Linked DNA regions of Homo sapiens: region 2 is linked to region 1. A link is a contact called in ENCODE Hi-C or POLR2A ChIA-PET data. All regions are on one chromosome and are shown on one strand. The core of a region is the stretch at or near the end of the contact, and the rest is flanking DNA. Distances in the headings are between cores, read along the strand shown. Region 1 holds the start of PLA2G6 (phospholipase A2 group VI). Region 2 holds the start of SH3BP1 (SH3 domain binding protein 1).

The links. Hi-C counts contacts between places; a loop is a spot of excess contacts on that map. ChIA-PET counts read pairs that join two places held with the same protein, here RNA polymerase II (POLR2A). Pooled maps may share reads with other maps.
Region 2: a loop to region 1 is called in a map with no recorded cell type, with 4 times the contacts of the local background. The contact joins the promoter of SH3BP1 here to the promoter of PLA2G6 in region 1. A Hi-C loop is called at or near these places in 1 of 37 single-sample maps with no recorded cell type and 3 of 50 pooled maps. POLR2A ChIA-PET finds 5 or more read pairs at or near these places in 1 of 52 experiments (naive thymus-derived CD8-positive, alpha-beta T cell).

The regions. Positions count from the first base shown.
Region 1 is chr22:38,179,731-38,183,526 of GRCh38, reverse strand. PLA2G6 (phospholipase A2 group VI) reads left to right here and starts at 1,697. Exons shown (of 17, transcript NM_003560.4): 1 at 1,697-1,863. RefSeq lists enhancers at 1,425-1,534, 1,451-1,745, 1,695-2,144, 2,775-2,844, 3,125-3,294.
Region 2 is chr22:37,638,419-37,642,214 of GRCh38, reverse strand. SH3BP1 (SH3 domain binding protein 1) reads right to left here and starts at 2,546. Exons shown (of 18, transcript NM_018957.6): 1 at 2,369-2,546; 2 at 1,047-1,089; 3 at 737-841. The coding sequence starts at 2,427. PDXP-DT (PDXP divergent transcript) reads left to right here. Exons shown (of 6, transcript NR_109952.1): 6 at 1-383. RefSeq lists silencers at 2,329-2,768, 2,799-2,948, 3,579-3,796.

The sequences.
Region 1 (3,796 bases), core at 448-2,947:
GGACTAAGGAGGAAACACACTTTTTTTTTTTTTGAGACAGAGTCTGGCTCTGTCACCCAGGCTGGAGTACAGTGGCATGATCTTGGCTCACTGCAACCTCTGCCTCCTGGGTTCAAGCAATTCTCCTGCCTCAGCCTCCTGAGCAGCTGGGACTACAGACTATGGCCAGCACACCCAGCTAATTATTTGTATTTTTAGTAGAGATGGGGTTTCACCATGTTGGTCAGGCTGGTCTCAAACTCCTGACCTCAAGTGATCCACCCGCCTCAGCCTCCCAAACTGCTGGGATTATAGGCGTGAGCCACCGCACCCGGCCTACACGCTTCTTTTCACAAGAATGACACCCGCAACTATACTTCCCACGTAAATGGAGAGCAGTCTGGCAGATTCATCTAGACCTAGGGTTGGGTGATTATTAGGGAAAGAAAAGGTCCAACCAAGCCAGTGGGCTGAAGAGAGGACATGACCTGCTCAGTCCGAAGCAGATGTGTGACTAAAGTCTAGTCTCCTGGCTTCTCTGCAAAATACCTCATTATCGGCATTATTAACCCTAACAACTGCCATTTATTGAAATCCCACTATGTGCACGAATGGGGACCAATTTACTTCTAGATATTACAACAATCTTGTATTACTGTGCCCACTTCCTGGATGATGGGTCTGAGGTTCACAGAGATCATTTGCCCAAGTTCCTACTGAAAGTGCTAAGGTATTTCCTGAGACTGGCTCAGGGTGTGTTGCCAGACAACAATGCACACATTTTTAACACAATACTAAACTTAGTATATTATACTTATGTTAAAAATTTCGGAGCCGGGCGTGGTGGCTCACGCCTGTAATCCCAGCACTTCGGGAGGCTGAGGCGGGCAGATCACTTGAGGTCAGGAGTTCGAGACCAGCCTGGCCAACATGGTGAAACCCCGTCTCTACTAAAAATACAAAAAATTAGCTGGGCGTAGTGGCGGGCGCCTGCAATCTCAGCTACGCGGGAGGCTGACGCAGGAGAATCGCTTGAATCCGGGAGGCGGAGGTTGCAGTGAGCGAGATCGTGCCACTGCACTCCAGCATGGTCGACAGAGCGAGACTTGTCTCAAAAAAAAAAAAAAAAAGGACATGTGGTAATTCCCCTAGGGAATTTGGCCTTAGTTGTGAAAAATAAAAAAGCTATAATCAATTTCTGTTCTATCGGAAAAAAATGTATTGGCTGTTTAGCTGAAATTCAAATGTAACTTAACATCCCGTATTTTTTATATGCTACATCTGGCAACCCTGGCTTGAGGCTACCTGGCAAAAATCAAAACAGGTTCCTCCTTGTTATGCCCTATGCCTCTGTTGCCTTTATTTTTATCTTTACGAGCAATCATTAACAGTAACTTCAGACTCCAGGCTCTGGTCGCTTTAGGAGGCGGAAGGCGGACTAGGGTAGGACTCCTGGCCCTCATCAACAGGACTGCCAAGAAGCCGGGCACCTTCTGCCCCGCACAAACATGGCCGCGCCTCGCCGCCGAGGATTGGCTCCCGCCGAAAGCTCGTCCTCCTGGCTAAGGGAGCCCCTTCCATTGGGCAGTTAAAAAAAATGGCGGACCCCGCCTCCCGCCGTCCTCGGGCGCGGGGGCGGAGCCTAGAGGAGGCCTGGGACAGGGCCACCAGTGATTGGCGGAGAGCGGTGGTCAGGCCATCACGTGGCCCGAGGCCCGTTTGTTTGCGGAAGTAGGAGGAAGTAGAAGTGCTGAGTAAGCCGAGGTGAGTGACCTCGCGGGTGGGCGGGGCCTGGGGGTCCGTTCCCCAACTTCCTCGGCGCTCCGGACTCCCAAGTCTCCGCCGGACCCTCCTTTGGATATTCCTCGTGTCTCCGATTCTGAGGCATGTCCTCCATTAACCCTTATGTGACTCCCTGAGTGCCCCCACCTTCCATCTTTTCATCCCCCTGCGTCCCCAATTCCCATCCCGAGACCGCCCGTGTCTCATCTCGAACTTGTGGACCCCAGGGACCCCAGCTTCGACCCTGAGTTTCTCCCCTGAACCCCAGTCTCCTCCGTGTGTCTCCCTCAGTATCCCTAACTTCCCGAGTCAATCCATCTCTTCTCTTTCCCCGACCCTCAGTGCCTCTTTAGGCCCCATTGGCCGTCCTAATTTTCCTTCCTGTGCTCCTCTAAGTGCTCACTTGATTCCCCACTTCACGTCCGTCTCCACCTTTCGTGGTGCCTCTACTCATTTCTCACTCCCTGCTTCTCCTGCCTTTCCTCCCTGCTTTTTTTCCTTGCCTTTCCTCTCTCGCGTGCCTCCAGACCTGCCCCCGACATGCTCCCTCCTTCCCCTCAGCCTGGCCACCCCAGAGTCTCCCACCCCTAATCCTGTGTCCACCTCCTGCTCCCACAGATGACTTGGAAGCTGGTGACAGGGAGCATGTGACCAGGGTGATCATGGGACTGGGTCGGGGCAAGCCTGTGGGTGTGGGACAGGGAGGGCACAGGGCAAGGGGACCTGTGGCCGTATTTTTAATGGGCTACCCACATGACCCCAACGAATACCTCCCCCTAGCTTCTGGGTCTTTCCCTCACCTGCCTCTTACCCGCCCAACAGGATGTCAGGCAGGTTCGGTTTGGCAACGTTGAGGCTGCACCCTTGGGCTGAATGCATTGTTTTTGAATGCATTGTTTTTGTTAGAGTTTCTGCCTGGAGTTTGGAACCTGTTTTCTGTCCAAGTCTCAGTTTCCTCATCTGTGACAGGGGAACTGTACCTCCTGCCCTCGTAAGTCTGCCATGAGGTTCAAAATTTGAATGAGAAAATGTAGAAGGTAAAGCTTTATAACCAGTATGGCCCTGTACAAATACATGATTTTACTGTTGGGTCATAGGCAGAATTGAAAGGAGTGGAAAGGGAAAGGGCTAGAATGAGAAGACAAGGAGAGAAGGATGAGCAGGAGGTCCCTTGTCTTTCAGTGTATCATTTGGCAGTGTTTGTTCATCACCTCTTGTGAGTCAGGCTCTTCTGTATATGTTCTCTTCACCATTCATTCAGTCATCGTTTATCTAACAAATATTTACGGACTGTCTGATGTTCTAGGCTACCCTTGGTGTGGCCAATGATATTCTCACTTCACATGAGAAAAAGAGGGCGCATGAGTTGCTTGAGGTCACACCGATGAGGTTGAAGCTGGAATCTGACACCAGAGCCTGTGTGATTGTCCTGATGTGTAAGGTTTGCTACTGTTTAGGACACTTCTTGTTCCTTCCGTGGATTACTTTCTTGTTACATGAGAGACTCCCCAAAAGGGAGTTTCCCTCTTACTCAGCAGAATGACATCACTAAGAGATACAGAAAGGAGAAATTTAAATACTCTGTGTGTGTGTGTGTGTGTGTGTGTGTGTGTGTGTGTGTGTGTCTGCAGACATCTATTGGGTGTGTGTGCTGGGGGAAGTAGGTAGGCAAGGAGTAAGGGGCCGTAGTGAAGAGTGTGTTACAAACTTCACTTTGTAGAGGGTGGCTCCCTGGGAGAATATGTTCTGTGTCTTTCACAGTGGATTTTGATAGGGTCATGTCTTAAATGCCTCTTCTCGTTTTCGGATGGTGATCTCATCCAGTCTTATTTCTTTAAGTGCCGTCTCTATTCTGTCAGCCCACAAATTTATATCCCCAGTCCAGTCCAGACCTTTCCCTGGAATGACATACTCAAATCTAGTTGCTTACTCAGCACCTCAAACTTAGGCTTTTCAAACTTGAAGTATTTATTTATTGATTTATTTATTTTTTGAGACAGAGTCTCACTCTGTCACCCAGGCTGGAATGCAATGG
Region 2 (3,796 bases), core at 1,297-3,796, 540 kb after region 1:
ATGGGAGCGGGAGCTCTTTCCCCTGTCCCAGGGTATATATGGCTGACCTAGCCACCGCTGAGTTCAAACGCTCTATGGCTCCCAATTTCCTTGCCTTGGCCACACTGAATTGTCAACTGATTCCAAAACATGGCCCCACACTCCCACCCCATCTGGAGTTACGGGGAATGCCTGCTCTGGGATCAGAGACCAGGGTTCAAACCTCAGTTCTGCCACTTACTAGCTATGTGACCTTGGACAAGTGACTTTATCTCTGAGCCTCCAGTTCCTCATGTGTAAAGCAATGCCTGCCCCTAGGGTTGTGCCAGTGTTCCATGAGACAGTGCACTCATATGTTAGTAACAAGCTGGCGGTTATCAGCCAATAAACGCTGCCTCTTGATTAATAAACGTGTATCCCTCAAAAGCCAGCTCAATTGCTACCTCCTTCAGGAAACCCTCTGAGGCCGCCCCATTGACAGCCTGCTCTTGCGCACTGATTGGACAGAGAAGTTCAGGTGCTGTCAGAAGCCTGGCCTTGGCTTATGGGAACTGGTGCACAGGGAAGTGGGGTAAAGGTGATGGGGAAGGTATAGGGCCTCTTGAGTGCAGTGCCAGAGGGGCCTTGGAACAGAGCAGTCTCCATGCCCTTGGTGCCAGACACTCAGACTGGCAAGGAAACCCCAGCCCCGACCTTGCTTCCCCATTGGATGGAAGTCTCCTGCTCAGGCCCCTCCTTCCCGGGACCCCCCACTCACCACCCGCTTGTCCATGTCTGCCCCGCTCTGGCCCTGCAGACAGGCCTGCAGCCGCTTGTGGATGTTGTGGGCTGCCCGCTTGGCCGGCTCCAGCCGCTGTTCTACCTGGGAAGGAGGTATGGAGGTTAAGGATCAAGAGAGGCTGTCTCCCCCTGAGCAGGAAACTTTCTCCTGTCCCCTGGGGACCCCATGGCCAACAGCTTGAGGAATGACTCAACCCAGGCCCCTACCTGGCGTCCCCGCCCCGGCCCTCTGCTCCGAGACAGCCTGCACAGGCCTGCCTTCCCACCTGCCCGGCCCAGGCACGTACCTGCAGCAGGTCCTCACCCAGGAACTCAGCGGTCTCCGGGGTGCTGCGGGGAGTGGTGGGGGGGGGGGGGAGAGTGCTTCTGCTGAGCCTGCCTGGGTTAGAACGCCCCCTACTTCCCTTCCCCGCAGCAGGGCACCTGGACCCCAGTGCTTCCACTGTCCCTCCCAGCTGAGGCCTGCCCTGGGTGGCCCAGTTGCTTCATCCCAGTCGGAGCACATTCCATGGGGGTGGGAATAGGATACATGGGTTTTTCCTCCTCCACCCAGGGCTGTGTCCTGAGAGAGGGCGGACAGATGAAACTAAAGGGGAGGCTGAGAGACCCACCCGGGGCCCAGCTTTGGGACACAGAAGCCTCTTTTCTGCCCACTCCCAAATCCTCAGCCCACCCCGGGATGAGGAGTATTAGCTGGCCCCAAGAACGGGAAGTGCAGGAGCTCAGACTCCTAGGCACAGTCACACAGCACTCTGGACTACAGCTGTGGGCAGGGGTGCACAGGCCCTTGGCCCCCACCTGGGGACACATGGGGGATGCCAAGGCCCACTGCAAGGTGGTCTGACTGTCCAGGCTATGTAGGCATCTGTGCCAGTGTGAGACTAGAACCAGGTCTCTGGACACCCAGTCCCCTCCCTGGACCCAGAGAATGGGGAACTCCTGAGGCTGGGGGAAGAGGAGCAGAGAAGACAGGCTCTGAGAGGCTCCCCAAACTTCCGGCCTCCGTGCCACCGGCTCAGAGGCTGGGGGTGGGAGCTGGGAGACCTGGGGATATTTCCACCTGAGTCCAGGAAAAGCAGAAACGAGACAGAAGCAGGAGGCCCCTGGGCTGGGGGGAGGGGGAGGGGGAGGGACGCTGCAGGCCAGGGGCAGGCCCCTCCTCCCACCAGGCCAGGACCCATCTCCTCCCCTCGCCCCAGGTCTGTGGCCCTAATCGACCCTCCTCCCTCCCCGGCCCAGCAAGCAGAGGTGGTGAACTGTCCCATTGTCCAGAGGGGACAAGTGAGGTCAGGAGGACCATCCACTTAGAGACTCGTGGAGGCAGAGAAGTCCCAGCGTCCTAGGGCAGAGAGCATTCTCCCGCCTGAAGCCCCCTCCAATCCGGTAAGGGGGGGCATCCCTTCCCCCAAAGGCCACCCTTGCTCCTCCAGCTCTGCCCGAGAGACGGGGGCGGCGTTCAGAGAGGAGGAAGAGAGAGCAGGAGTCTGGCCGCTCAGAGGGTGGCTGCCCAGCTGTCCCCAGCCTCCCCCACCCCCGTCTCCCCCGACCCTTTTACGACCCCTCAAGTCCTGCCGGGGTAAGAGTGGGGCTGGAAGCGGGTGACACTCACCGTCCCAAGCTGCCCGTCTGGGCCAGCTGCCGCATGCGGTGCAGCTGCCTCTTCATCATCTTGGGGGCGAGCTGGGGGCTGCGGGGTCACGGCGGGGGTCGCGGGCCCGGGGAGCCCCCGGTCCAGCCTGCCTCTCCTGCGGCGCGGCTCTTGCCCCGGATGGGTGGGCGGCGCTCTCGCTTCCTGGGCCGCCGCGCGGCTCTTGCTGGCGGCCGGCTCTCTCCTCCCCCGCTCACGACTCCGCCCCCGGCCCCCAGGTCACTCCTCTCTCCAAGTTGGTTTCCTCGCTCTTCCCCGGCTTCCGGGCCCCCGGGCGACCCCCGGCCGGGCCCCCGCTGCTGTGTGTCCGCCGGCCGCGGCCGTCCACAGGTTGTGCCCGGCTCCTCCTCCCCGCAGCGCCCCGCCCAGCCCCGGTGGCGGGAAGCAGGTAAGCCCATTCCTGCCCCTGCGCCCGCAACCCGCCCCAGGCGGGGTGCCTGCCCCACCCGCAGCCTGCAGACCCGAAGTATAAATAACCTTTGCATCCCTCGCAAAGAGGAAAGGGTACCAAGCGAAAGAGGGGTAGGCCTTTCTGACCTGTCCTGGCCTCTCTGGGCCTGCCGCGGATACTGCCTTGCACTCTCTTCCGCAGAGGACCTCTGGCCCCCTGGAACTAAACCCCCCACCACTGGATGACTGGCTGGGAGCTTTGGCTTCCTGGGGCCACGGGCTGCTGTGTGGCCGTGGACAAGCCCCTGGAACTCCGGACTCGCTGTTTCTAATGGTCTGATGGGCCAGCTGTCCTGGGCCTGCCCATTCTGCAGAGTGGACAAGACACCCCTGCCAGCTCCCTTTAAGGGAGGTGCGTGCCACCCCTCAGCCACCAGGAACCCTCCCAGAGCGGTTCGCGACACCCTGTTCTCCACATCTCCTGGCAGTTTGCTCCATCTGTGAAGCCCGTCTCCTCTCATTCCTCCTGGCAAACAGCCTCAGTCCCCCTTCCTTCTTGTAGGGCAATGATGTAGGTGCTGCTCTGACTGCCCCCAAACTCAGTAGTTCTCCTCTTTGGCCCTCCACTCAACACAGAGTTAGGCATACAGTAAGTGCTCCATAACTGCTGGTTTTACAAGATGTGAGCGCCTTTAGGAAACAGTAGGCTCTCCTTACCCTGCACCCCTGTGGCATCAGGAGCCGCAGGCGTGGGGAAGAGGGGAGGGTGTGCCCCAGAGTCCTGCCACACCCTCTGCACTTTGCTTTGTTAGTTTCAGTTTAGTTTGAGACTATTTGAGCCACTACTGTGTGCCGGTGCAGACTGTGTGCCGGTGCAGACTGGGCGCCTCTCAGAGGCAGGACCTTGGCCCCACACATCTCCATACTCCCAGCACCTAGCCCAGGGCCTGGCACACTCACTGGCTGCTTCTCTCCTCCCTAATGAGGCAGGACTCATTG